2 separate regions of the Homo sapiens genome follow, and region 2 is linked to region 1. A link is a loop called in an ENCODE intact Hi-C map of the cell type or tissue named here. Cell type or tissue: mammary epithelial cell. All regions are shown on one strand. Links, peaks and the distances in the headings refer to the core of each region. The heading gives the core; the rest is flanking DNA.

Region 1 (15,116 bases), core at 85-8,084:
TAGTTCCAGTCTGGCCCTGTATTTGATTCACTGGAATGAATTCAATAAACATTTATTAGGTACCTGCCATGTTCCAGTCAGATCTGATTAGACCCAGTCTCTGCCCTCAAAGGCATCTCCAAGTCTGATGGGAGAGACACAGGGAAACAACGTGAAGACAGCATGATCGGTGCTGTGATGCAGGGACATCCAAGGGCTGTGAGTGTCCAGATGGGACCCCAACAGAACCTGAGGTTCAGGGAGAGTGATGCTTGAGTTGAGTCTGAAAGACAGGTTGAATGAGGTGAGAAGCATATCCCTAGCAAAGGAAAATGGCATGGAGATTTGAAATCACAAGGTGTGCTTGGAGACCTTCCCCTTACCACCAAACTTCTTGAAAGAGATGTCATGACATGGGGATTGCATCCTTCACCTCTCAGCCTTTCTTCAACCCTCCATAGCTTGGCTTTTCCTACTCAGCAACTCCTCTGAAAAGTTTTTTCAAGGTCACTCACAACTTCCAAGTTGCTAAAACCAGTGGCCTATTATCTTGGAATTGGCCAAAAGAATGGGCAGAAGAACACATTTAGAAGATAAAATCACGAGACCTGGTGGCTGATGTGTGGAAAGCAGATGTGTGAAGACAAGGGCAACAACCTGCTTTCTTTCCTTCTTTCTTTTTCTTTCTTTCTTTCTTTTTTTGAGACAGGATCTCCCTCTGTTGCCCAGGCTGGAGTGCAGTGGTGCAAACACTGCTCACTGCAGCCTCGATCTCCTGGGCTCAAGTGATCCTTCTGCCTCAGTTTCCCAAATAGCTGGGCCCACGGGCATGCATCACCACACTCAGCTAATTTTTTAATTTTTTGTAGAGACAGGTTCTTGCCATGTTGCCCAGACTGGTCTTGAACTCCTGCATTCAAGCAATCCTCCCGCCTCAGCCTCCCAAAGTGCTGGGATTACAGGCATAAGCCGCTGTGCCTAGCCTTTCTTGATTTGAGTGCATGGTGATGGCATGTACTGAGAGAAGCATTTATGGGGCTGGGTACTTTGGGAGGCCAAGGCGGGCAGATCACCTGAGGTCAGGAGTTCAAGACCAGCCTGGCGAACATGGTGAAACCCTGTCTCTACTAAAAATACAGAAAAATTAGCCAGGCGTGGTGGCAGGAACCTGTAATCTCAGTTACCTGGGAGGCTGAGGCAGGAGAATCGCTTGAACCCGGGAGGCGGAGGTTGCAGTGAGCTGATACCATGCCATTGCACTCCAGCCTGGACAACAAGAATGAAACTCTGTCTCAAAAAAAAAAAAAAGATTTATGGGAAAAGCAACAGTTTTAGCAGATGGAGAAATGTTGCAATCATCTTGAGATGAGTGGAGTTTGAGACACCTGGACTTCTAAGGGGAGCTGGACTGTTCAGGTGTGAATCCCAGTTAGAGAGAGATACAGGGTGGAATGGGGCTAAGAGGAAAGATCCAGAAGAGAAGGGGATCCTGACCCCTCTCCAGGTCTGCTCCCCCATGGGTAAAATGAGGGGTTTGGAGTTTCCATTTAATTCAGCACATAGTTCTTGGTTCCTGGTATGCACTTGGCCCTGCTGGTGACACAAACAAATCAGAGTCCTTGTCTACAAGCAGCTCACATTTGGGCTGCAAGAAAGGCCAGGAGAAAGGATAGCAACAAGAGGCACAAGCAAGATCCACAGAATTCAGGGAAAAAAAAAATTCTTCCTGAGACCAGGAGAGCTTCCTGGAGTGGAGTGGGTGACCGTTGAGCTAGGCTTTGAAGGGTTGGCAGAAATCTAATGGGAGAGAGGGGAGGGCAGGGAATGCATTCCAGAGAGAACACTGACCATTCTCTGAGCCTCAGTCCCCAACCCTATGGTCATGTGGAGCTAATACCTGCTTTAAGGATTAGAGGTGGTGTAACACACGTGATCACTTCCTTCAGGACCTGGTACATAGTAGGTGCTCAATAATCGTTACAGCCTAGTGCAGCCTAACAATTTTGGGTCAATGATGGACCACATATACAAAGGTGGTTCCATAAGATTATAATGGAGCTGAAAATTTCCTATCACCTAGTGATGTTGTAGCCATGATAATGTCGTAGGGCAATGCATTACATTTTCTACATTTATATATGATTAGTTAGATAACAAATACCATTGTGTTACAATTGCCTACAGTATTCAGGGCAGTAGCCTGCTGAACAGGTTTGTTGGCTTGGAGCAATAGGATATACCATATACTCTAGGTGTGTGCCACCTAGGTTTGTTTGTAAGTACACTCTATGATATTCACATAACTAAAATTGCCTAAGGACGCATTTCTCAGACTGTATCCCTGTTGTTTAAAAGACGCATAACTGTATTTTAGTTACTTCTCATCCCTATCCTTCCTTTCCCTTCCTTCCTCCCCAACCCCTGTTTATTTCCTGGGCCTGGGGCTTGGCCATGTTCCCCTCCTTGTGACTAGTAGAGCTGGGTCTTTCAAGTGGCATTATTGTAGAGCTGCTAGCAAATATTAGACTACCTATAAGGAGAAATTGGGAGCCATAGAGAATTTTTTGAGCTAGGTGGGAGGCCAGAGTTGGAGAATGGGTGTCACTGGGAGCTGGATGTAGGGCAGAAGTTTTAGAGGACCGTGGACCTTGTGGGGAGGGCAGGGCCTTTCTCCAAGAGCTTGCTAGTGGCTGGAGGCCCATTTCTAAACTTGGGGAGGTGGCTCCATGGATCCCAGAGAGGCCTGTGCCAGGCGTGGGGGTAGGGGACCAAATCCGGGCCAGGGAGTTCCTGGGCACCTGACATGGTTGGATTCCCCAGGTGCGCGTCTACAGCCCGTACCAAGACTACTACGAGGTGGTGCCCCCCAATGCACACGAGGCCACGTATGTCCGCAGCTACTACGGACCGCCCTACGCAGGTAAGTCTCCAGCGTGCCCCGGGGCTTGCCTCGATCCAGCACCGATTCAGCGCCAGGCCCAGCCCACGGTCCGTAAGTCCGGACCAGGCTTCATCCTTTTAGCGTGCACGGATTTTCCCAGGCAGAACTCTCCGCAAGCCCCTCTCCATCCTGAGACTGGGAGAGCTCTGGAACCAGCGTTCGTCTCGAGCTGACCTCACCCTTCTGGGATGGCTCCTCAGCCCTGCGGTCGGCAATACCCATTCCTGAGCCGGTAGCGGCCCCTGGTGGCTACTGCGGGAATGCTGCCTCCTCCCCGCTCTGGGGCCTGGCGGTTGGGAATGCCCATCGTTAGGCGCCTGGTGGTTGTGCTTAGCGATCTCAGGGTTTCCTCGCTGCTCCGCCCTAGCCTGCCGTAGCGGACCCGTAGGTTCCGGGACATCCGTAGCCGATCCAAGGCCTGGGAGCCGTAGGGTGGAGCTCTTCCCGCGTCTAGATCTGTTCTTTGACTGGGGAGCAGGAGAGTGGGTTCGGCGCCTTACACTGGGTTGGGCTGGAGTGATGCAGGAAGGGTACGAAGATCACTCTACTCCCTCCTAAGTCGCTGATCCTCATGGGCTGTCTCCCTCTGCAGGCCCTGGCGTGACGCACGTGATAGTGCGGGAGGATCCCTGCTACAGCGCCGGCGCCCCTCTGGCCATGGGCATGCTTGCGGGAGCCGCCACTGGGGCGGCGCTGGGCTCGCTCATGTGGTCGCCCTGCTGGTTCTGAGCCCTGGGACTCGGAGCACTGACCCCTGCGCTTGGATTGCTAGACTCCTCTTCCTCCTGGACCCCATCCTCTACCATCCAAGCCCTGTCCCACTTTGGCCCTATCCTCTCCATTAGCTCCTTCCGGGTTTGGACCATTCCCCCCACTCCCTACCCTTAATCCCCACATGGGAAGAAGCTATCATCACAGGTACAAACATCGCTTGAAGTCTTCACATCTACCACTAGACACCCCCAAAATCTGTTATAGACATTTATGGATACATTTCCTCTAAACACAACAGGGCACAGCAAATACGACTTCATTTGGCTTCGAGTTCCCCAGGCGCTGTAGACACAACATGAATCGGGCTCTCTGCTCTCTCCTTAGGGAGCTCGAGTCCTGGTGGGGAGAACAGGAGTAAACAAGGACTTGACAAAGCTGAAGAGTTATCAGTCCTTTGACAAGGACAGGTGGGGCAGGGAGCAAGACAGGTAGGCTGGAAGAACAGTTATTGGCAAGTATGCAGAGCCGTGAACGTCATGGCATGTCCAAGGAATTAAATGGGAGTTCATTTGGGCTGGGGTGGAGGCTGGGATCAGACCGTGGTGGGCCTTCAAGCTAAGGAGCTTCCTAGGTGAAAGGGGAGATGTGAGCCTTCTCTGGAGGGAAGTTTCATGATTGCATCTATAATGAATATATTGCCTGTTTTGTGAATACTGACACATGTCCATACCTAAAACACTCCTGAGTCAAGTCCCATCCTTCCCACAAACAGCTTCCTGGCTGGTACCCATGATAACAATTGAGCTGAACCTGGGGACCCCTGGTTGGGGAACAGGTGAGTTCTATTTGAGACTTCCAGCCCTAGAAAGCTGCCTCCGTCCAGAAATGCCTCTCACACCAGGAGCTCGGCCCTCTCTTTGTAGCTGTGACTGTCACCCTCTCAGGCTTTGTCTCATCCTTCATTCTGAATAAGATGGCAGTGTTCTCCTCTGGGGCCTGATCCACCTCTACACCAGCCCAGGAAGCCCCATCTGTGCCTGCCCTCAGGTGGTCCACCAGTCTCCCCCTTTGGTTCCCTTCCAGTCTCTTCCCCCTTTCTATCCCAATCACCAATAGAAATGCTAACATCCCTGCCTGGTAGCCAGACTAGCCCACTAAAGCTCCCCTGTAAATGGGGGCTCCATTAGTTCTGCTGCCGAGACTAATAAAGATTTGGTTGGCTCTAGCAGTAACTGTGGCTTGCTTTGTTCCCCCAGAAGGCCCTGTTTCCCTCTCCATGATCCAGCAGCTACTAGTGCCTTCACTGGTCTAGTGAAAAAGAGTGTGGATTCTGAGATCAGTTGGAACTGGTGACAGCATATTAGCTGAGTCATTTGGGGCAAGTCACTTAACCTTTCTGGATTTTGTTTTCCCTACACTTAAGGTAGCTGGTTGAAGTTGACCATTCCTGAGGGCTCAAGAGGAGGGACTGCCTTGGAGTCTCTGTTGTCTGAGCTGATGGATGATCCAAGCCAGGTCCTGCCTGCTTTCTGAGAATCCTGTTCATGTTGGAGTCTTTTCCAGTAGGTTCCCATCCTTCTAGAGTTGAATCAATGAATTGTTCTCATAGAAAACCAGGTGGTCAGGAAAGGAAACACCATCATCCTGCATCAGGCTTCTTGGGGCTGTCAGATAGAAACTCCCTGTTCAAACTGATTTAAGCCAAAGGGAAAAGGTTAAGCCACATAACTGAGAAGTCCAAGAGCTGTGTGATCCAGGGGCTCAAAGAGTGTCACTTAGACTTTGCTTTGTTTCCATCTTTACACCTGCAGGGCTGGCTCATTTGGAAGCTGCAGTGATGTTCAGCAGCTCCAGGCTAATGCCCTCCTGAGTTCAAGTCCAACCAAGAGAATTTCTCTTCCTCTAACAGTATGACTGAAAGTCCTGGGCCTGGTAGACATCAGTCTAAATTGGGTCCTGTGGCCATCCCTGCATCAACCCCAGTGGTCTGGAAACGGATGGTCTAAAATAACAGGGCTTACAGCAGGGGTGGGATGGTGTCCCAGAGGAAATTCAGGGCACTGTTCCCAGAAGTAGGATGAATAGATGAAAGCTGGTTGGCAAAAATATCAGGTATTCACCTCAGCCACAGTTCCAGAGACACCAACTTAGAGGTGAGACATGTATAAAAACAGCAATGATTGAATGAAGTTACAGAGGAACGTGGTGCAGTTGGAGCTCTGAAGAGGAGGCATGCAACTCTGCCAAGGGAACTAGGGAAAGCTTTGGGACAGGAAGTGGAAATTTATTTTGAACCTTGAAAAATGAGTAGGAGTTTGCCAATCTGAAAAAGTTGGGAGAGCTTTCCACACAGAGAACAGATGGAAGAAATGGTATGAGCAAAGGCATTAGAGGCTTGAGAGCACCCTGAAGTTCAGGAACCAGTCTCATGCTATAGCAGGTCGCATGGTGAGAGGTGGTGGATGAGGTCAAACTATAAGGAACCTCTTGGGCCAGGCTACTGAACACAGGGCATAGTCCAGTATGTGGCCCCGGCTTAAGGACAAGCATGGATGCAAGAGGAGCCTCTTGAGAAAACCAAGGTCTGTTAGCATTTGTGCAGTCAGAGGTTACATACCCTGGGTATCCTAAGGCCTGTACTGTGTTCAGGGGACCCAGCAGTGCATCAGACCCAGTCCATGCTTTGGAACTTCAGCCTTAATTTTTTCTTTTGTTTTGCTCCCCTCCTTTCTCCTCCTCACAGCCTTAATTTTTTCTATTTTTGTCTTTCCTCCTCCCCTCCCCTCCCTTCCCCTCCCTTCCCCCTCCCTTCCCTTCCCTTCCCCTCCCCCCCTCCCCCTCCCTTCCCCTTCCATTTCCTTCCCTTCCCCTCCCCCACTCCCCCCTCCCCCTCCCCTTCCCCTTCCCTTTCCTTTCCTTCCCTTCCTTTGCAGCAGTGAGAAGTGGGGAGAGAGAACAGAGTTTGATCTGTAACTGACTATGAACAGTCAATTGAGATAACTCACTACCTTCAGCCCAGCCTCAGCCTTAATTTTCTCCCAGATGGACCCAGTTACCCTGTCAGTCCTTTAGTGGCATCCCCATTACGCCATCTCATTAGAGGGTGTCCTGCATGCTCCTGCAGGGACATCTCTGAGTTTGGCTCTGGGAATGACCTTTCCTCTTACTCTCCGGCACAGTCTCAGGACTTTTAGAGATCAATATGTAGGAAGAGCCCAAGCTATCTAGAGTCCTTTCCCAAGAATGTGGGTTAAACAAGGATCAGGGAGCTGGCTGGGCAGGGCATTTGAGATCAGACAGAGCTGGGGACATTGCCATTCATTGCCCAAAGCTTCCCCTGCTTTATCTCATAGGTCTTTGCAACAACCCCATGGGCCTGGTGTTACTATTCTTATTTTACCTACAAAGAAACAGATGCAGAGAAGGAAAGTAGATTGTCCAAGTCATGCATGCTGTGTCAGAATCTGGATTCAAATGCAGGTCACTTGACCTTGTCTACCACACCACACTGCTTCTGCACTATAAATCCTGTGTGGCTCATTACCTGGCAGGAAAGTAATTCCCAGAGAGGAGGTCAACTGTATAACACAAATATCTCTTCTCTTTTCCTTTAGCAAATGCTTTCCTGAGAAGTTTTGTTGGCAGACAGGGCTGAGAGCTGGGTACTGGAAGATGAATGAGATTTGGGCCCTACATTCAAGGAGTTTGTGCATGTGCGTGCGTGCGTGTGTGTGTGTCTGTCTGTCTATCCCAGACATGGGCACAGACTATGACAACATGGGCTGTGGGAACTGGTAGCCCTGAGGCTGTAGGGTCACAGAGAAAGCAGCCCTTAACTCAGGTATGGGTGGAAGTGTCTTAAGCTAGATGTAAAGACAAATGCTCTTCCAACTATCGTCTTGTGGGAGTTGCTAACTTAGATGAAGAGGAAACAAGAACTAAAGCAGCACTCAGTGCCGAGAGTTCTCTGGGTGAGGCTGGATCTGCAGTGTGATGGGTGGAAACGGGGGTCAGCAAGGTCAAACCGTCAGGGGCCTTGGATGCCAGGGAAGGAGCTTGAACTATATACTAACTTCCAGGCCATGGAATGCCTCCAAAAAATTTGAAGCAAAGGAAGGACATGGTTGAACCTGGAAGTTCGATCTCACACACACAAAAACAGACATTCATTCTCATAGACAACATGGTCTCAACCCAGACAAAACCATCTCTGCAAACTGTCTGAGCAGCCCAGGTACTGCCTGGCCACTCATAGCCAGCTCACTGGGGGTGCTCAACTCCACATCCATTCCTGAGACCACCTGCCTCCATCAGCCCCTACTAGAGGAGATTCTGTAGATAGCAAGGGTCTGTGGCACTCTGAGCATCCTGGCAGTGAGCACTTCTCCAAAATCAGGTATATGACTCAGTCTCAGAACTAGAGCCCTACATTCAGAATACCTGGCTGGATATGACCCTCGATGCCCTCTAAAATGGATTTGTCTCCCCTTTGCCCCACCTGAAAGGGACCATGCTACTGCTTTCTGCCACCCATAGGGACTGGGAGTACTCTTACCCTTTCCCTTTCCTGCCCTTGTGGGATAGCTCAGTCTGTGAGACCTCCTTCCTCAGGAGTTGAGATCTACCTCCTGAGAACTCCCAGGGTTGGGTCCCAGATTTACTTCTGACCTCAGATCAGTGTTCCCCAACCTTAGAATTTCCCACAGAGGTTTGCAGATATCTTAAGTGGTCATCAGGAGACTTCATTGTCAGAATCATGGTCCAATCAGTCTATCACCCTTAAACCTGAAGCACAGAACCCTGAGGTTTGACCCTTTCTAGGTTGGTCACAAGCCTTGGGGATGGAGAGGGGTAACAAGCTAAGGCCAGGATATGCTTAGGCAGGAACATATACTGAATATAGAAAGAGTTCCAACTACAAAGCAGATGTCAGCCTCTGTCCTCTCAGATTGTCACCATCTGGCTGGGTGTGGTGGCTCACGTCTGTAATCCCAGCACTTTGGGAGGCTGAGGCAGGTGGATCACTTGAGGTCAGGAGTTCAAGACCAGCTTGGCCAACCTGGTGAAACGCTGTCTCTACTAAAAATACAAAAATTAGCCGGGTGTGGTGGCAGGCACCTGTAATCCCAGCTACTGAGGAGGCTGAGGCAGTACAATCGCTTGGACTCGGGAGGTGGAGGTTGCAGTGAGCTGAGATGGCGCCACTGCACTCCAGCCTGGGCAACAGAGTGAGACGCCTTCTCAAAAAAAAAAAAAAATCACCTTCTTCTAGTATATCGGGGAGGAAGGAGGCCTTCTCCACTGGCCAGCTGCTCTCCCCCACACCTTAGTCTGTCTGGACCCACTGGTTACCATTTGAACATCTTAGTGAGATTCTCTCACATGGATGCCTGTTCTCTCTACCTGGACACCAATTATGGGATCAATGTGGGGTGGTTTTCCTTTACTGCCCGAGTTTTCATTCTCCATGTCATCACCAGCCCCAACAAAGCACGTGCATCAGACTTCATAGAAATGGTGGAGTAACAAAGGAAAAAGAAGGAAATGAAAAAATAAAATGAAATTACTCTTTATCCCCCCAGTAAGGGGACAGGTTTTTAGTTCACTTGCAGAAGTTCCTACTTCCTCACTTCAATCCCCTGTCCTCTGTTCTGGCTTTCTCCAAAAACCTCTCCACATTTGTGCTTTCCAGTCACCCCAATGAACAAAGCAATGAGTGCAAATAGATGTTCCCGATGCAGTTTGCTTCAAAATCTCTCCACTAGTAGGACTGCAACATGAATTTTTAATTCTTCCAGCTGTCCAGTAGACAATTTTTAAATTATTCACACACACATTAAGACAGACATTAATCCTCATAGACAAAACACTCTAATCTGGAGGTGGCCTATGGACGACATCTGGCTCACAAATTGTTTTGTCTGGTCAGCACATAGTTTTTAAAAAGTTTTGAATTAAAATGGGCAAAGATGAAAGAGACAGATGACATTAAGTACTGACATGGAGTCTCATACACTTCTGGAATAACTGTAAAGTTAAACTGGTACAATTGCTTTGGAAACTGATTGGTAAGGCCAAGTATATGCATATATTATAACGAATCAATTCTACTCCTAGGGTGCACCCAACAGAAATGTGTACTTACCTTCACCAAAAAGTAGGTAGAAAAGTGTTTATAACAGCAATGGAAAAAACTTAAATTCTACAGGATAAATCTACTGGTAATATTCACAAAATGGAATAATAGTCAACAGAATTAATTATTCACAAGTATATGCAAAATTATGAATGTAATAAAAAATACACCAAAAAAGCAGAGAGGACAGGGAGTGGGGGTGGGACAGTAGAATGATACTCTGGTAAATTTCCTTTCACAAAATACCTTATGTGAAGTAGTACAATATTAAGTATATGCTGATAAGTCAAAGATGCACATTGGAGTCCCTAGATCAACTGGAAGCCAGGTTTCTCAGTGGTGAAGTAGAAATTTACAGATAAGCAAAGGGAGGAAGCTAGAATGATTCATGTGGTAATGGATTACAGTTGGAGACATCAGTATGAACTCATGTCTAGCTTGACATAGAGACGGGATTATATACAGAAATATTTACAGATATGTGTATATACACATCAGTACATACATATATTTCCTTCATCTGCCAGCTGAGAGAGCCTCAAAGAAATGAATACACCTAGGCTGGGCACAGTGGCTCACGCCTGTTATCCCAGCACTTTGGGAGGCCAGGTGGGTGGATAACCTGAGGTCAGGAGTTCAAGACCAGCCTGGCCAACATGGCGAAACTCCATCTCTACTAAAAATACAAAAATTAGCTGGGCGTGGTGGCATGCGCCTGTAATACCATCTACTAGGGAGGCTGAGGCAGGAGAATAATTTGAACCTAAGAGGCAGAGGTTGCAGTGAGCCGTGATCGTGCCACTGCACTCCAGCCTGGCTGACAGAGCGAGACTCTGTCTCAAAAAAACAAAAAATAGCCGGGTGTGGTGGTGGCACGCACCTATAATCCTAGCTACTTGGGAGGCTGAGGCAGGAGAATCACTTGAACCTGGGAGGCAGGGGCTACAGTGAGCCGAGATCACACCATTGCACTCCAGCCTGGGCAACAGAGTGAGACTCTGTGTCCAAAAAAAAAAAAAAAAAGAAAGAAAGAAAAGAAAGAAATGAACACACCTAGCCCCACATCTTTTGTGTTTGTTTGTTTTTTGAGACGGAGTCTCGCTCTGTCACCCAGGCTGGAGTGCAGTGGCATGATCTCAGCTCACTGCAACCTCCGCCTCCCGGGTTCAAGCAATTCTCCTGCCTCAGCCTCCTGAGTAGCTGGGACTACAGGCACGCACCACCATGCCCAGCTAATTTTTGTATTTTTAGTAGCGACGGGGTTTCACCATGTTGGCCAGGATGGTCTCGATCTCTTGACCTCGTGATCCGCCCGCCTCAGCCTCCCAAAGTGCTGGGATTACAGACGTGAGCCACCACACCTGGCCCCACATCTTCATGTCTAATACCAATTCTCCAGTCAAAGAAATCAGCGATCCTTGGAGAAATGGCTGATTACAGGACTGGATAAAGAAGTATCCATGATGAGCCTGGAGCATCATATACTGCCATAAAGAAGAACTCAAAAGACCAAAACAAATGCACATCGATGGGGGTACATCGAAGGGGCAAAAGAACTGAAAGAGCTGGAACAATCTGGGCAACCAAATAAAGTAGTATTAGATTATAACCCAACGTATAAAATAAGTATCCATGAGTCCATACTGATATAAATTACTGAACATTTGAATAAATAAATGGGGGAGAAGAGACAAATCTCCCTTGGAGAATTACAAACAATTTACATAGATATTCCCCCCTAAAGAAGAACAAATCCCAACTCCTTAAGTATGGACTGCACATAGAGATATCCTTTAAAGAACAGAGATGGAGGCCGGGTGCGGTGGCTCACGCCTGTAATCCCAACACTTTGGGAGGCCGAGGCGGGCGGATCACGAGGTCAGGAGATCGAGAACGTCCTGGCTAACACGGTGAAACCCCATCTCTACTAAAAATACAAAAAATTAGCCAGGTATGGTTGCAGGCGCCTGTAGTTCCAGCTACTCAGGAGGCTGAGGCAGGAGAATGGCCTGAACCCAGGAGGTGGAGCTTGCAGTGAGCCGAGATTGCGCGACTGCACTCCAGCCTGGGCAACAGAGCGAGACTCCGTCTCAAGAAAAAAAAAAAAAAAAAAAGAATAGAGATGGAAATGCAGTAGGTGAGAAGGTGACTTTTTTTTTTTTTGGAGATGGAGTCTCACTCTGTCGCCCAGGCTGGAGTGCAGTGGTGTGATCCTGGCTCACTGAAACCTCCGACTCCCTGGTTCAAGCAATTCTCCTGCCTTAGCCTCCGGAGTAGCTGGGATTACAGGCACGTGCCACCACGTCCACTTAATTTTTGTATTTTTAGGCGAGAAGGGGTTTCACCATGTTGGCCAGGATGGTCTCAATTTCCTGACCTTGTGATCTGCCCACCTCAGCCTCCCAAAGTGCTGTGATTACAGGCATAAGCCACCGCGCCTGGCCTATATATTCACCTTTTAATGGGCATTTGGGTTGTTTCTAGTTCTTGGCAATACTAGCTACTATGAATTTTGTGTACAAGTTTTTTTGTTTGTTTTTGTTTTGAGACAGGCTGGAATGCAGAGGCAAAATCACAGCTCACTGCAGCCTCGATCTCCCAGGCTCAAGCAATCCTCCCACCTCAGCCTCTCAAGTAGCTGGGATCACAGGTATGTGCCACCACACCTGGCTAATATTTTTATTTTTGTAGAGATGGGGTCTCCCTATGTTGCCCAGGCTGGTTTCAAATTCCTGGGCTCAAGTGATCCTCCCGCCTCAGTCTCCCAGAGTACTGGCATTATGAGCATGAGCCACCACGCTCAGCCTGTGTACAAGTCTTTGTATGGACACATGCTTTCATGTCTTGTGGGTAAATATTGAGGAATGGAATAAATGGGTTATATGACAAACATATTTAACTTTAAATGATGTCAAGCAACTTTTTTTTTTTTTTGAGACACGGTCTTGCTCTTTCACCCAGGCTGGAGTGCAGTGGCCTGATCTCGGCTCACTGAAACCGCCTCCCAGGTTCAAGCGATTCTCCTGACTCAGCCTCCTGAGTAGCTGGGACTACAGGCGTTCGCCACCACGCCTGGCTAATTTTTGTATTTTTAGTAGAGATGGGGTTTCACCACGTTGGCCAGGCTGGTCTCAAACTCCTGACCTCAAAATGATTGAGCTCCACTGCACTCCAGCCTGGGCAACAGAGCAAGACTCTGTCTTAAAAAAAAAAAAAAAAATCATCCCTCAAAGTCTTAACTCTTCTAGCATCAACTCAATCAAAAGTCCAAAGTCCATAGTCTCTTCTGAGACTCAAGGCAAGTTCCTTCCTCGTATGATTTTCTGTAAGATCAAAAACAAGTTATTGGCTCACACTTGTAATCCTAGCACTTTGGGAGGTTAAAGCAGGTGTACTGCTTGAGCCCAGGAGTCCAAGACCAGCCCAAGCAACATAGTGAGACCCCATCTCTACCCAAAATACAAAAATCAGCCACGCATGGTGGCACGTGCCTTGGTCCCAGCTACTTGGGAGGCTGAGGTGGTAAGATTGCTTGAGCCTGGGAGGGAGAGGTTGCAGTGAGCTATCATGCCACTGCACTCCACCCTGGGCGACAGAGCAAGATCCTGTCTAAACAACCACCACCACCACCATCAACCACCCCCCGACCAAAAACACAAGTTATTTACTTTGAAGACACAAGGGTGGTATAGGCATTGAGTAACATTCCCATTCCAAAAGGGAGAAATCAGCCAAAAGAACAAGGCAATAGGCCTGAAGCAAGCCTGAAACCCAGAATGACAGACATTAAACCTTAAAGCTCCAAAATAATCTCCTTTGACTCCATATCCCACATCCAGGGCACATTGATGCAAGGGTTGGCCTCCCAAGTCCTTAGGCAGCTCCACCTCTGTGGCTGCTGTCACAGGTTGGAGTTGAGTGTCTGTGGCTTTTCTAAACTCAGGGTGCAAGCTACTGGTGGCTCTAGCATTCTGCAGTCTGGAGGGCAGTGGCCCCTCTTCCCACAGTTCCACTTGGCATTGCCCTGGTAGTGACTCTTTGTGGGGGCTCCCATACCACATTTCCCCTCTGCACTGCCCTAGTAAAGGCTCCGGTGGGGGCTCTGCCCCGTGGCAGTCTTCTGCCTGGGCACCTAGGCTTTCTCATACATCCTCTGAAATCTCAGTGGAAGCTGCCAAGTCTCCTTCACTCTTGCATTCTTCACAGCTGCAGGCTTAACATCACATGAAAGCCACAAAGGCTTATGGCTTGCGCCCGCTGGAACACCGCCTCGAGCTATATCTGGGGCCCTTTGAGCAGTGTCCTGAGGCTGTGCAGGCCCTGGGCCTGGGCCCTGAAACCATTCTTTCCTCCTAGGTCTCTGATGGGAGGGACTGGCCCAAAGACTTCTGAAATGGCTTTGAGGCCTTTTCCCACTGTCTTGACTATTAGCACTTGGCTCCCTTTTAGTTATATAAATTTCCCTAGCAAGCTGTTGCTTGTATTCCTCTCCTGAAAATGCTTTTTCCTTCTCTACCACAAGGCTAGGATATACATTTTCCAAATTTTAATGCTCCTCTTCCCATTTAAATATATCTTCTAACTTTAAGATATTCCTTTGCTCCCATATCTGATTGTAGGCTGTGAGAGGCAGGCATGGCACATCTTGAATGCTTTGCTGCTTAGAAATTTCTTCAGCTAGACACCCTAGCTGAAGGTCATCACTGTTTTTTTATTTTTTTGAGACGGAGTCTCACTCTGTCGTCCAGGCTGGGGTGCAGTGGCACGATCTTGGCTCACTGCAACCTCTGCCTCCCGGGTTCAAGCGATTCTCCTGCCTCAGCCTCCCCAATGAGAGTAGCTGGAATTACAGGTGTGTGCCACCACACCCAGTTAATTTTTGTAGTTTTAGTAGAGATGGGGTTTCACCATGTTTGTCAGGCTGGTCTCGAACTCCTGACCTCAAGTGACCCACCTGCCTTGGCCTCCCAAAGTGCTGAGATTACAGGTGTGAGCCACCATGCCTGGCCAGAAGGTCATCACTCTTAAGTTCAACCCTCCACAAAGCCCTAGGACATGAACACAATGCAGCCATGTTCTTTGCTAAGGTGTAACAAGGGTGATCTTCACTCCATTTCCCAATAAATTCCTCATTTCCATTTGAGACCTCATCAGCCTGGTGTTCACTGTCTATATTTCTATTAGCATTTTGGTCATAACCATTTAACCAGTCTCTAAGAAATTTCAAAATTTCCCTCATCTTCCATCTTCTTATGAGCCCTCCAAACTCTTTCCCAACCTCTGCCCATTACCCAGTTAAAAAGTCTCTTCCACGTCTTCAGGTACATTTATAGCAATGCCCCACTT
Region 2 (15,116 bases), core at 2,922-10,921, 270 kb after region 1:
GCTGGGCGTGGTGGTACATGCCTGTAGTTCCAGTTACTTGGGAGGCTGAGGCAGGAGAATCGCTTGAACCTGGGAGGTGGAGGCTGCAGTGAGCCTCAAGATCGTACCACTACACTCCAGCCTGGGCAACAGAGTGAGACTCCATCTCAAAAAAAAAAAAAAAAAAACAAGTGACTTCTGGCTGACAGCTGTAACCCCAGCACTTTTGGAGGCTGAAGCAGGTGGATCACTTGAGCCCAGGAGTTTGAAACCAGCCTAGGCAATAAGATGAGACCCCCGTCTCTACAAAAAATACAGAAAAATTAGCTGGGCATGGTGGCACACACACCTGTAGTCCCAGCTACTCATTTGGGAGGCCAAGATGGGACGATTGCTTGGGCCTGGGAAGTTGAGGCTGCAGTGAGCTGTGATTGTACCATTGCACTCTAGTCTGGGCAACAGAGTGAGACCCTGTCTCAAAAAAAAAAAAAAAAAGTGACTTCATCACTTACTAGCTCTAGAAACTTAAAAACTTACTTTACCTCACTAGTCTGTCAATTCATCTGTAAAGATAGTAATCTGAAAACTCTTTGTAAATACATTCTATAAATATTATTCATTCTTATTATTATTAAGACTTCTAGACTGATTTTTTCATTTGATTCAAATAGAGAAAAACAAAAGGGGAATATTTATTGACCAGACACTGTGCTGAACGTTTTATATACGTTATCTCATGTAATCTTTGTTACTATTTGTTGAGGTGTAGGTATTACTATTCCTATTTTTTCCTATAATTTAAAAAAAGTTGTACAATTAATATCTGTAAAAGTTCAAACAATACAGAATGATACAGATTTAAAAGTCTCCTTTACGACCTTTTTGGTTCCCTTTCTCTTTTCCAGAAGTAACTAGCATTAAAAGTTTGGCACATATTTTTCAAGACTATTTTCAGAGAATTTGCACACTTACATCTTTATGTATTAATGTAAATAATATACTTTTATCTTCAGTTTGTACGTAATTGAGACTATCTCTATATATTGCCCTGTGACTTTTTTTTAATTACCATCTTAGAGCTGTTTCCAGGTAAATGCATATAGATCTATTTCTTTCTTTCTTTCTTTCTTTTTTTTGAGATGGAGTTTCGCTCTTGTTGCCCAGGCTGGAGTGCAATGGCGCGATCTCAGCCCACAGCAACCTCCGCCTCCCAGGTTCAAGCGATTCTCCTGCCTCAGCCTCTCGAGCAGCTGGGATTACAGGCATGCGCCACCACACCCGGCTAATTTTGTATTTTTAGTAGAGACGAGGTTTCTCCATGTTGGTCAGGCTGGTCTTGAACTCCCGACTGAGGCCTGCCTCAGCCTCCCAAAGTGCTCGGATTACAGGCGTGAGCCACCGCGCCCAGCCATCTATTTCATTTTTAAAAATTCTTGCGTAGTGTTCCGGCCGGGCGTGGTGGCTCATGCCCAGCACTTTGGGAGGCGGAGGGGGTGCGAATCACGAGGTCAGGAGATTGAGACCATCCTGGCCAACACGGTGAAACCCTGTCTCTACTAACAATACAAAAAATTAGCCAGGCGTGGTGGTGGGTGTGTGTAGTCCCAGCTACTTGGGAGGCTGAGGCAGGAGAATGGCGTGAACCCGGGAGGCGGAGCTTGCAGTGAGCCAAGATGGCGTCACTGCACTCCAGCCTGAGCGACGGAGCAAGAGTCTGTCTCAAAAAACAAACAAACAAAATTCTTGTGTAGTGTTCCATATTTTGAATCAACACATTTCCATTGTACAAATGAGGCAACTGGGGCCTGGGGGGTTGAGAAAGTTGCCCTAGGTCATGCAGCTAGTTGGTAGTAAAGCTGAGACTAACTCCAGAATTCATGCTGTTTTCCTTGAGGAGTTGATGAAATCCTCCTCAGAAAAAAAGACACATATTCAGAACATTTTTGCATCCAATTTTATAAGGTTCAAGAATAGTCAAGCCCATCTCTGAACCATCTCCTCCCTAGAGGCAGACCATCTGTGCTAAACCTGAACAATACTAATGGGTTTGCTTTCCACTTGGGCCAATTAGTTTCTCTGTTATATAGTCATGGTGCATCCCAACCATTGGTGATTGGGATGCATCCATCACTATGGGCCAACAATTTTTGTAAGCACATAATTATGGATGTAATTCTGTTGCCTTCATAAAGCCTTCTCAGACTCCATGGGACTAGTGTGTGTCAATCATAAGCCTCCATCTTTTTGAAATGGAAGAATCCCAGGCTTCCTTTGAACTGTGAATTCTTGTGTTTTAGGTAGCCACATGGGAGAAGCAGATCTACACATGCTGTCGAGACGGTCTTGTACGACGCTACCAGCTTTCTGACCTCTGACTTCTTGGAAAGAGCAGTCCCGGTTAGTGAAAAGGTTTGACCCTGATCAACAATGAGCAGAAACATCATCAGTCCTTCCCAAGGACCATGGCGTTTAATGTCTTGGGCACCCCTTGGAAATCACAGAAAGTCAGCTGTACTGGCCGTGTGGAACTCTCATCCCAAGACCTACTTTGAACTGAGTAAGAAGGTCATTGTGCCCACTGCATTTGTTCCAACTTCTCCTTGTATAAACTCACCCCAGCAACACAGGGCAAGGATATAGATGCTTTTAGTTTGTTCTTAAACCAGTTTTGTTAAATGTTTACAAGGACCTCAGTACTAAAGCCTGTTCTCTGGAGGAAATAAAGAAAATATGTTTGGAGGTGCCTGAATATGAAGAACTTTGTTAAATACTCTTACTCCAGCAAAAAGTTGGTCAGGACGATGGAATTCCTTCCTCAGCACTCCCTGTTGCCTGGCCATAGAGAAGGCCTGCTTGGCAGTAGCAATAAATGTCCTGTAAGCTGCCACCTGGGAGAGATTCTTATGCAGGTGGTAACCAACTGTCCCAGTTTGCTTGGAACTAAGGGGTTTTCTGTGACTTGAAACTTTCAATGCCAAAACTGGGGCAGTCTCAAACCAACATGATTGGTCAGCCTATATGTAGGTGAGGAAACTGAATCATAAGCATTGTAAAGGCATTGGCTGTCAAAGTGTGGTTCTTAGAACAGCAGCATCAGTATCACCTGGGAACTTGACAGGAAATAGAAATTGTTAGGCCCAATCCTAGACCTAAATCAGAAATTCTACGGGTGCAGCCAGCAGTCTGTATTTTAACAAGCATTCCAGGTGATTCTGATGTATGCTAAAGCTTGAGAGCCACTGATCTAGAGGAAGAGATGGTGGAGGGCACTTTAGTCACAGCTGGAACCCAGGGCTCAAAATGACAAGATCGGTCTGTAGGAGATGAGGCCACAGAGGTTGGCAGAGCCCAAATAGTGAAGGAGCACGAATGTTAGCTAAGGAGCTCAGACTTTACGTGGTTGGCAGTGGGGAACCACTGAAGGGTTTTAAGCAAGAGAATGGCATGGTCACCTCCTTTTTTCTCTAAACATAAAAATGGAATCATAATGTATGTATTCCATGGCTTATTTTCACTTAATGTCTCTGAGATTTTCCATCTCAGTACATGTAGACGTTCCTCATTCTTTTTTAACAATGTCCAGAATATGGATACCATATTATTTATATTTTTGAGATTATTAGAGAAAAGTTTCTTGAAAGATGTAACACTTGAGCTGGGACATGCAGATTAAGATTTTTATTTATTTAACGGAGGAAGGTCATTTCTGGCTGGGGTAATAATGTTGTTGACAGAGTTCTTTTTTTTGTTTTTTTTGAGACGGAGTCTCGCTCTGTCACCCAGACTGGTGCGATCTTGGCTCACTGCAACCTCCACCTCTCAGGTTCAAACGATTCTCCTGCCTCAGCCTCCCTAGTAGCTGGGACTGCAGGCATGCACCACCATGCCCGGCTAATATTTTTTTTGTATTTTTATTAGAGATGGGGTTTCACCATGTTGGCCAGGCTGGTCTCGAACTCCTGACCTTGTGATCCACCTGCCTTGGCCTCCCAAAGTGCTGGGATTACAGGTGTGAGCCACCGTACCCGGCCGGCCACCAGAGTTTTTAAAGGCGTATTCTCATGTAAATTTTTTTTTTTTAAAGACAGGGTCTTGCTCTGTTGCCCAGGCTGGAATGCGTTGGCATGATTACAGCTTCTGCCTTAACCTCCTGGGCTCAAGCAATCCTCCCACTTCAGCCTCCCAAGTAGCTGAAACCATGGGTGCACACCACCACACTCGGCTAATTTTTTAAATTTTTTGTAGAGACAGAGTCTCACCATGTTGCCCAGGCTGGTCTCAAACTCCTGAACTCAAGTATTCCTCCCACCTTGGCCTCTCATAGTGCTGGCATTACAGGCATGAGCCACGGCACTCAACCAGGAACTTTGTCTTAACTTTAAATCCCATTTTTTTCTACAACACCCTGTTACTTAAACCAAAGTGTAAAAAGAAAATACTGCAATTCATTTAATATCTACTCTGTTCTAGATACTATATTTATATATCTAATTCTTACAAGACTCAAAAAGCGAATGTTATTATTTGTTTTATTCCGATAAGGAAACTGAGACTCAATACATTAAATACCAGAGGCTTCATTTGGACCTTGGACAGCACCTTCTGCTGCACTGTGTAATCACAGGCAGGTAGCAAGAGACTTTTGTGACTAGAGCAATTTCATTTCAAGGTGCAGTTTGTGACAGGGTCAGGTAGACCAGAATGGACATATTCCAGAACTTAGAAACATTAAATCCTAGGAGCTCCAGGTGGAACATCTAAGAAGTCAGATTAAGAAAACAGGATGAGGCTGGGCATGGTGGCTCACGCCTATAATCCCAGCACTTTGGGAGGCCAAGACGGGTGGATCACCTGAGGTCAGGAGTTCGAGACCAGCCTGACCAACATGGAGAAACCCCGTCTCTACTAAAAATACAGAATTAGCCGGGCATGATGGCGCATGTCTGTAATCCCAGCTACTTGGGAGGCTGAGGCAGGAGAATCACTTGATCCCGGGAGGCAGAGGTTGTGGTGGGCTGAGATTGCGCCATTGCGCTCCAGCCTGGGCAACAAGAGTGAAACTCCGTCTCAAAAAAAAAAAAAAAGAAAACAGGATGAAATGGGCCGGGCGCAGTGGCTCACGCCTGTAATCCCAGCACTTTGGGAGGCCGAGGCGGGCGGATCACAAGGTAAGGAGATTGAGACCATCCTGGCTAACACAGTGAAACCCTGTCTACAAAAAATACAAAAAAATTTAGCCAGGCATGGTGGCAGGCACCTATAGTCCCAGCTACTTGGGAGGCTGAGGCAGGAGAATGGTGTGAACCTGGCAGGCAGAGCTTGCAGTAAGCTGAGATCGGGCCACAGCACTCCAGCCTGGGCGACAGAGCGAGGCTCTATCTCAAGAAAAAAAAAAAGAAAAAAAGAAAACAGGAAGAAATGTTGTCATTTATTTGTAGAATCTGAAACATTTGAACTCATAGAAGCAGTGAGTGGAAGAACCAGCGTGGTGGCTCACGCCTGTAATCCCAGCACTTTGGGAGGCTGGGGTGGGTGGATCGCTGGAGCCCAGGAATTGGAGACCAGCCTGCACAACATGAGGAAACTCTGTCTCTACTAAAAATACAAAACTTAGCCAGGTGTGGTGGTGGGCACCTGTAATACCAGCTACTAAGGAGACTGAGGCAGGAGAATTGCTTGAACCCAGGAGGTGGAGGGTGTAGTGAGCTGAGATTGCACCACTGCACTCCAGCTTGGGCAACAGAGCGAGACTCTCTCTCAAAAAAGAAAAAAAAAATATGTATATATATATGTATATATATATATTTATATATGTAGAAGCAGTGAGTAGAATGGTGGTTACAGAGACTCGGGGAGGAGGAATGGGGAAATGATGGTCATAGGGTGCAAAGTCTCAGGAGGAATATATTGTGTTTTGAGATCTATTGCATAGCATGGTAGATTGCTAAGAGTAAATTTCAAATGTTCTCAACCCAAAAAATGTTAAGCATTTGAGGTGATGGATATGTTAACTGGCTTCATTTAATTATTCCATATTGTATTTATAAGTCACAATAGGACTTTGTGGCCCATAATTATAAACAAGTATAAATTGTCCATTTACAATTAAAAATCAATTAAAAGAAAAGAGGATAAGGAGGGATATGGCTGAGTACACACAACACGTGAATGTCTGTGAGTTCTCATTCCAGGGCTCACTCTTCTACATTGCCACCACATTCGTCCGCTCCTTTTCATACGTCTCCAGAGTCGATGTCCTGGTTGTGATATATGCAGTGACCCTTGACAGCTGCTCTGAAATCCAGACCCAAACAGAAGGAAAGGAGACCAGCTCTCAGGTGCTCCATAGCCTTGTCCACTGTGAAAGGAAGGAGCCCCTGCTTTTAGCAGACAAAGCTTTTTCTTTTTTTTCTTTAGGATTAAGGAGTGCATTCTGGGTAAGGAACGGTAGGACACCGACAGCTCTACAGACTCAGTGAACTTCTGTGCTAGATGGTGTTTCTTGGCTTTGGGATGCCCCCTTGTGACTTCTTATGAGAAATAACCTTTCTCTCCAGACCTGAAAAGCTGGCAGCAGCAGCAGCAGCTATTCAGCATGTACTTGGTACCAGGCACAGGCCTCACAATAGGTAGATTTCTTTTCTAAACAATACTCTTTGTGCATATACTTTATGTTCTTTTTCTATTTTAACTTTTATTTTGCCAATAACCTTAAACTTGCAGAAAAATTGCAAAAATAGTACAAAGGATAGGAAACAAACATGAGAAATATTTAAAAATAATAAAAAGAATAAAAAAGAATAGCATCAAGGATTTCAGTACACCCTCACCCGAATCTCCCAGTTGTTGAATTTTTTTTTTTTTTGAGACAGAGTCTCACTCTGTCGCCCAGGCTGGAGTGAAGTGGTGCGATCTTGGCTCACTGCAACCTCTGCCTCCCGGGTTCAAGCAATTCTCCTGCCCAGTCTCCTGAGTAGCTGGGATTACAAGGGTGCACCACCACACCTGGCTGATTTTTGTATTTTTAATAGAGACAGGGTTTCACCGTGTTGGCCAGGTTGGTCTCAAACTCCTGACGTCAAATGATCCGCCCGCCTCAGACTCCCAAAGTGCTGGGATGACAGGCGTGAGCCACCGTGCCCAGCCCAGTTGTCAACTTTTTATTATGTTTGCTTTATCACTCTCTTTCTGTATATATGTACACAGGTTATATATGCTATATTTTTTCTGACTCATTTGAGAGTAATATGTAAATGTTACATTCTATTACTTTATTACCATTTGTGATGGTAAATTTTATGTGTCAGCTTGACTGGCCATGGTGCCCAGATGGTTGGTCAATTTTCTGGATGTTTCTTTCAAGGTATTTTTTTTTTTATGAGATGAACATTTAAAATCAGTGAATTTTGGGGCCAGGCAAGCTACTCAAGTCCAGCTACTCAAGAGGCTGAAGTAGGAGGATCGATTGGGCCCAGAAGGTTGAGGCTTCAGTGAGCCATGATCATACCACTGAGCTCCAGCCTAGGCAACAGAGCAATACCATGTCTCAAAAAATAAATGAATAAACTAAAATCAGGGGATTTTGAGTAAAGCAGATTACCCTCCATAGTGTGATAGTGTGAGTCGGCCACATCCAATCAGTTGAAGACCTTAATAGAACAAAGACTGTTGTCCCCCAAGCAAGAAGTTCTGTCAACAGACTGCCTTTGGACTCAGACTGCAGTTCTTCCCTGAGTCTCCAGACCATCAGCCTACTCTATCAGTTTCTGGATTTGCCAAGCTTCCTGTGAGCCAATTCCTTAAATGTCTCTCTCTCTTTCTATGTATATATACACATACACACACGTATCTATATGAAAACAGAACGTACACATCTTATTTGTCCGCCTTCTCTGGAGAGACCTGACATATGTCATTGTATGGATATACCGCATTTTGTTTATCCATTCGTCAGTTGATGAATGGGCTGACATTTGGGCTGTTTCCACTTTTTAGCTACTATGAAATACACTGCTAGCAGCATTCATGTGCAAGTTCTTGCGTTAACATATGCCTTCAGTTCTATTTGGTATATACCTAACAGTGGAATTGCTGGGTCATATGGTACCTATATTTAACTTTTTGAGGGGCTGCCAACTGTTTTCTAAAGTGGCTGTAACCATTTTACATCCTCTCTAGCAGTGTACGAGGGTTCTCATTTTTCCATGTCCTTGTTTTTTATTTATTTTATTTTTTTCTGAGACGGAGTTTCGCTCTTGTTGCCCAGGCTGGAGTGCAATGGCGTGATCTTGGCTCACTGCAATCTCCACCTCCTGGGTTCAGGCGATTCTCCTGCCTCAGCCTCCTGAGTAGCTGGGATTACAGGCATGTGCCACGACGCCTGGCTAATTTTTGCATTTTTAGTAGAGACAGGGTTTCACCATGTTAGTGAAGTGAACTCCTGACCTCAGGTGATCCACCTGCCCCAGCCTCCCAAAGTGCTGGAATTACAGGCGTGAGCCACCGCGCCCAGCCATGTCCTTGTTTTTTTCCATTTTTAAAGTTATAGTCTGTTGATGTTAAGGTGGTTAAAATGGTGTCTTCCAAGTTTCTCCACAGAAAATTAATAAGCATTTTGTGGGGAGCTACTTTGAAACTATATAAATATCCTGTTCCCATGAAACTTGCGTCAACTAGTTTTAGCATTCTTAGATGATTCTTGTCTGAATGAGTTATTCCCATGCTATTAATAATTGCCAAAGGGTGACTTTCTTATTCCATCATTCTTTCTATATTTATAATTAGCATTCTACCATAAGTTAGAACTTTCCCTTCTACCCCATTTATTTATTTAGTCATTTGCTTGTTTGTTCATTCGTAGATATATCAGTGTGGACTACTCATGGATTCATATTCTATGATTACAACTCATTCTTACTTTTATTTACTTTGATGTTAAAATTGTTCCAGTTTGGCCAGTGGACACTCCTTCAAGCTGGATCCTGTGTCCTTTTGACACGTTCCCATCATTCTCTGAGCACTTCCATATTTTCTGGTACCACAAGATGTTCCAGCCTCACCTTGTATTTTTCCAGCCCCATCCCTAGAACCAGTCACTTGTGTATGCGGCCTTGGTTCCATTTAGTAGATAATGGTATTCAGAAACCAAGATCCGGGCGCTAGTATACTTTGTTACTGGAGTGTTCCTGCTTCGGGGCCCTATCGGGGACAGTACATGAATGGCCCTTTCCACATCCATCGTTCTATAGTAAAAAGCATGAGTTCACACTGATGTCTCCAATTCCAGCCCACCTCCACAGGTTTTATTTTAGCCTTCCACGTATATACTTCCTTTCTTCAACAGTGAGGAACTTGCCTCTCATAATCCTCAATACCTCTCATAATCCACAGTACCTCTGTGAGTAACCAACCTGCCAGTACACAGCCCATCTCCTGTTTTACCCTCCCCCTGCACACATGGTTGTCACTCAGATGAGGTCTTCCTCTCTCCCTCCACCTCAGCCAGGCCTAGGCTGAGCAAGGCCTTCTCCCAACCCTCTGGATTTTCATTTTAATACATTTCTTTTCTAGTGGTAAGAGTGAAACAAATGACCAGCAAACGTGAAAAGATGCTCAACTTCATTAGTAATTAAACAAATGTAAATTAAAATTCAAAAGAAGGCTTGGTAATGCAAAAAAGGGTAATTCCATATTTTCATTTTGTAAATAGGAAAATGTGGCTAAGAAATAATTGTTTAAGGTCAGAAAACTAGTAGCTAACAGATAGGATTTGAACCTGGTCTTTGAGTCTACTGCCTCAAGGCTGAAGGAACATCTTCTATATGCTACATGCTTTCCTATAACTTTTATTATTATTATTCTAATTTTTTTGTAGACACGGGGTCTGGCTATGGTGCCCAGGATGGTCTTGAACTCCTGGCCTCAGCAACCCTCTGCCTCTGCCTCCCAAAATGCTAGGATTACAAGTGTCTGAAGTAGGAGGATCCATTGGGCCCACCTGGCCACCTATAACTTTATGTATTTTCCTACCAACCCTGTGTTACAGTTGATTGTTAATAATCCCATTTATGCGAACAAACTTAGGCTTAGGGCCATTAAGCAAGCTTGCTTCAAGTCATACAACTGGCAGGTGAGCTCGGCAGCATGAAGATTTGGTCACTTTCTGACCACTCAATTTACCCAAAACTTGCAGTTTATTTTTTAGCTCTTTAATTGACTTTTCTGTCCTTTGGCCCACCTCCAAAAGCGTGTTTTACTTACTCCAAATACACCTAAAGTAAGCCTTTTGCCTCAAATAATATGAAAGAGCTACTTCAAGGCAGGCCATCCTCTGTAACAGTGTGGTTTCAGAGACCCAGGAAAGTTCTTCAATATCTTAGGCACTAGTATCTGAAATGCCATCAGGGAACCAAGCTTTTCCTTCTGCAGTTAGAGATGAGATTTTTTTTGTTTGTTTTTTTAATTCAAGTAAGTTTATTTCTTTTTTTTTTTTTAAATGATTTAACTTTTATTCTGAAAAGCCTCCTGAATATTTATATCCCTAGAACGATACATAAGAATTGATCATCTTTCCTTATGGGAGGACTTTTTTCTTTTTTCTTTTTTTTTTTTTTTCTTTTTAATTTTATTTTTTTTTTAATTGATCATTCTTGGGTGTTTCTCACAGAGGGGGATTTGGCAGGGTCATAGGACACTAGTGGAGGGAAGGTCAGCAGACAAACAAGTGAACAAAGGTCTCTGGTTTTCCTAGGCAGAGTGTTTGTGTCCCTGGGTACTTGAGATTAGGGAGTGGTGATGACTCTTAAGGAGCATGCTGCCTTCAAGCATCTGTTTAACAAAGCACATCTTGCACCGCCCTTAATCCATTTAACCCTGAGTGGACACAGCACATGTTTCAGAGAGCACAGGGTTGGGGGTAAGGTCATAGATCAACAAGATCCCAAGGCAGAAGAATTTTTCTTAGTACAGAACAAAATGAAAATTCTCCCATGTCTACTTCTTTCTACACAGACACGGCAACCATCCGATTTCTCAATCTTTTCCCCACCTTGCCCCCTTTTCTATTCCAGAAAACCGCCATCGTCATCATGGCCCATTCTCAATGAGCTGTTGGGTACACCTCCCAGACGGGGTGGTGGCCGGGCAGAGGGGCTCCTCACTTCCCAGTAGGGGCAGCCGGGCAGAGGCGCCCCTCAGCTCCCGGACCGGGTGGCTGGCCAGGCGGGGGGCTGACCCCCCAACCTCCCTCCCAGACGGGGCGGCTGGCCGGGTGGGGGGCTGACCCCCCCACCTCCCTCCCGGACGGAGCGGCTGGCCGGGCAGGGGGCTGAGCCCCCCACCTCCCTCCTGGATGGGGCGGCTGGCCGGGCAGAGTGGCTCCTCACTTCCCAGTAGGGGCGGCCGGGCAGAGGCGCCCCTCACCTCCCGGACGGGGCGGCTGGCCGGGCAGGGGGCTGACCCCCCCACCTCCCTCCCGGACGGGGCGGCTGGCCGGGCGGGGGGCTGACTCCCCCACCTCCCTCCCGGACGGGGCAGCTGGCCGGGCAGAGGGGCTCCTCACTTCCCAGTAGGGGCGGCCGGGCAGAGGCGCCCCTCACCTCCCGGACGGGGCGGCTGGCCGGGCGGGGGGCTGACCCCCCCACCTCCCTCCCAGATGGGGCAGCTGGCTGGGCAGAGGGGCTCCTGGCTGGGCAGAGGGGCTCCTCACTTCCCAGTAGGGGCGGCCGGGCAGAGGCGCCCCTCACCTCCCAGACGGGGCGGCTGGCCGGGCGGGGGGCAGAGCCCCCCACCTCCCTCCCGGACGGGGCGGCTGGCCGGGTGGGGGGCTGACCCCCACCTCCCTCCCGGACGGGGTGGCTGCCGGGCGGAGACGCTCCTCACTTCCCAGACGGGGTGGCAGCCAGGCGGAGGGGCTCCTCACTTCTCAGACGGGGCGGTTGCCAGGCGGAGGGTCTCCTCACTTCTCAGACGGGGCGGCCGGGCAGAGACGCTCCTCACCTCCCAGACGGGGTCGCGGCCGGGCCGAGGCGCTCCTCACATCCCAGATGAGGCGGCGGGGCAGAGGCGCTCTCCACATCTCAGACGATGGGCTGCCGGGCAGAGACGCTCCTCACTTCCTAGATGGGATGGCGGCCGGGACGAGGTGCTCCTCACTTCCCAGGTGGGATGGCGGCTGGGCAGAGACGCTCCTCACTTTCCAGACTCGGCAGCCAGGCAGAGGGGCTCCTCACATCCCAGACGATGGGCAGCCAGGCAGAGACGCTCCTCACTTCCCAGATGGGGTGGCGGCCGGGCAGAGGCTGCAATCTCCGCACTTTGGGGGGCCAAGGCAGGCGGCTGGGAGGTGGAGGCCGTAGCGAGCCGAGATCATGCCACTGCACTCCAGCCTGGGCACCATTGAGCACTGAGTGAATGAGACTCCGTCTGCAATCCCGGCACCTCGGGAGGCCGAGGCTGGCGGAACACTCGCGGCTAGGAGCTGGAGACCAGTCCGGCCAACACAGCGAAACCCTGTCCCCACCAAAAAAACACGAAAACCAGTCAGGCGTGGCGGCGCGCGCCTGCAATCGCAGGCACTCGGCAGGCTGAGGCAGGAGAATCAGGCAGGGAGGCTGCAGCGAGCCGAGATGGCAGCAGTACAGTCCAGCTTTGGCCCGGCATGAGAGGGAGACCGTGGAAAGGAGAGGGAGAGGGAGACGGGAGAGGGAGAGGGAGAGGGAGAGGGAGACGGGAGAGGGAGAGGGAGACGGGAGAGGGAGAGCGAGGAGAGATGAGATTTTAAACACAGCACTCCTTTTTCCCTATATGAGTGATGTGAGATTCTTTTTTTTTTTTTTTTAATTGAGACGGAGTCTCGCTCTGTTGCCCAGGCTGGAGTGTAATGGCATGATCTCAGCTCACGGCAGCCTCTGCCTCCTGGGTTCAAGTGATTTCTCCCTACCTCAGCCTCTCGAGTAGCTGAGATTACAGGCCCCTGCCACCACACCTGTTTAATTTTTGTATTTTTTTCTGTAGAGACGGGGTTTCACCATGTTGGCCAGGCTGGTCTCGAACTCCTGAACTCAGGTGATCCACCAGCCTTGGCCTCCCAAAGTGCAGGGATTACAAGTGAGCCACTGCGCCCGGCCTGAGCCAGTGCACCCGGCCAGATGCTTTCTTAACATGTTTCCATTTGAGGGGAGTAAGAGGCTGACTGGTTGGGTGTGGTGGCTCATGTCTGTAATCTCAGCACTTTGGGAGGTGGTGGCGGGTGGATCACTTGAGCTCAGGAGTTCAAGATCAGCCTGGGCAACATGGTGAAACCTCGTCTCTACCACAAATTATTTAAAAAAAAAAAATCGGCTGGGCGTGGTGGCTCATGCCTGTAATCCCAGCACTTTGGGAGGCCGAGGCTGGTGGATCATGAGGTCAGGAGTTCAAGACCTGCCTGGTCAAGATGGTGAAATCCTGTCTCTACTAAAAATACAAAAATTAGCTGGGTGTCGTGGCACGCACCTGTAATCCCAGCTACTCGGGAGGCTGAGGCAGGAGAATCACTTGAACCCAGGAGGCGGAGGTTGCAGTGAGCCGAGATAGCACTACTGCACTCCAGCCTGGGCGACAGAGCAAGACTCTATCTCAAAAAAAAAAAAAAATTATCTGAGCATGGTGGCATGCCCTCGTGGTCCCAGCTACTCTGGAGGCTGAGGTGGGAGGATCACTTGAATCCAAGAGGTGGAGGTTGCAGTGAGCTGTGATCATGCATCATGCCACTGCGCTCCAACCTTGGTGACAGAGTGAGACCCTGTCTCAAAACAACAACAAAGAAGAGGCTGACTGAAGGAGTAGTACTTAGGGAAGATACTGCTGAAGAAAAAGAATGGGGAGAGGGAGAGAAAAAGAAGGTTATATTGTGTGGCATTGTGCTGGGGTGATCAGACCCAACACCAGGTCGTGGGGGTTATGAAGTCCGGTGGAGTCAAAGGAATGAGACAAGACAAGAGTGCATAAAGTGGGTCCAGGGGGCCAACACCAGTATGGCAGCTGTGAAGGCCCTGAGCTCTGGAAGCCCACATTATTTTTTGGTGATCAAAGAAGCAGGTGGTGAGGACGTGAGGATGTGGGGGTAGAAAGGAAGCAGTGCATCAAGCGTTTGACCTATAGCTGTGGTGGTTTAGCATTTTCTTTTAAGCATATGGAATATGCTCTGCTACTCGAGATAATGGAGAACATGTTTTTCTACCTCAAGATGCAATCAATTTATGAGCCTGGGAGAGCAAGAAGCAAGGAGCCAGCAAGTCTAGACACATTCCAGAGGCCATGAGGTGTTTTATGCCCTCAGCCCTGGATTCCATCCAAGCCACGAGGGGTTTTATGCCCTGAGCTTAGATTGTGGTGCGGCAGGGCAGCCTTCCACTCTTTGGCACAGAGCTTGGTGTTCCAAAGGCCATGAGGGGTTTTAGACCCTGGACTCAGGACAGTTCCAAGACTCTTTTACATTATGTCAGACAAGCAAGTCTTGCCTCAGCCCTTCTACCAACATGTCTCCCTTTTCTTTTTTGCAAAACCGCCACAGCTATCATTGCTTGTTCTTGGTGGCGGCTTTCTCTCCAGAGGTGGCTTCTGCATTTGCCAACTAACATGAGACAGCACAAGCACATAATTATTAGAATAAAGTTTACAAATGTAGAACTTCCAGTGGCCTTAATCCATTTAAGAGGATTGACTGCAGACAACCCATCAGCTGCCTTGCTCAAAATATCGGTTCCAGGGAGCAGGGTTAAGTGAGCCTGAGAGGTTTCAAAAACCTGCTCTTTTAGTTTTACGATATTGAGGGTGAGATTTTCCTCTTTTCTTTCCAAATGGTGTTTAACTTTTTCCCATTGGTGTTCTGTTTCATTATAACTATGGAGAGTGATACAAAAATCAGATGTATCCAGTCACATTGTATTTGAATTCTATTTTCTAAACTCATAATACGAACCCCCATCCAAATTACAGTCTGATGGAGATCATTAATTTGATTAACTATTTTTTGATCTGTTTGAAGCTGAGAGTTCCATAATTTTGTGGAATTTTTCTGCCACTTATCAACAAATTCAGCAGTTTGCACAGATGACTGTAAAGCTACACCAGCTACTGCAGCAGTAGTAGTAACA

What was found. A loop is a pair of places that touch in the nucleus more often than their neighbours do. Peaks named below come from ENCODE experiments on the same cell type or tissue, not always from the same donor. Only the 100,000 strongest peaks of a DNase experiment are listed, where the experiment ranks them.
Region 2: it touches region 1 in a loop (4-fold over the local background); 6 of 110 quality-filtered maps call a loop at or near these places.

The regions. Positions count from the first base shown.
Region 1 is chr11:73,657,954-73,673,069 of GRCh38, forward strand. It overlaps PLEKHB1 (pleckstrin homology domain containing B1), which reads left to right. Exons shown (of 8, transcript NM_021200.3): 7 at 2,800-2,899; 8 at 3,513-4,866. The coding sequence ends at 3,649. Among named protein-coding and RNA genes, the nearest start is that of PLEKHB1, 19 kb to the left of the region's middle. RefSeq lists enhancers at 2,328-3,172, 3,173-4,015 and a silencer at 3,078-3,249. In mammary epithelial cell, for the core only: a CTCF peak has its summit at 3,161 (motif pointing left); a DNase peak (open chromatin) is centred at 3,168; H3K4me3 peaks cover 755 bases.
Region 2 is chr11:73,925,009-73,940,124 of GRCh38, forward strand. It overlaps PAAF1 (proteasomal ATPase associated factor 1), which reads left to right. Exons shown (of 12, transcript NM_025155.3): 12 at 2,277-6,106. The coding sequence ends at 2,354. Among named protein-coding and RNA genes, the nearest start is that of DNAJB13, 18 kb to the right of the region's middle. RefSeq lists enhancers at 1,394-1,893, 11,787-12,421 and a silencer at 7,614-7,864. In mammary epithelial cell, for the core only: a CTCF peak has its summit at 6,504 (motif pointing left); a DNase peak (open chromatin) is centred at 6,483.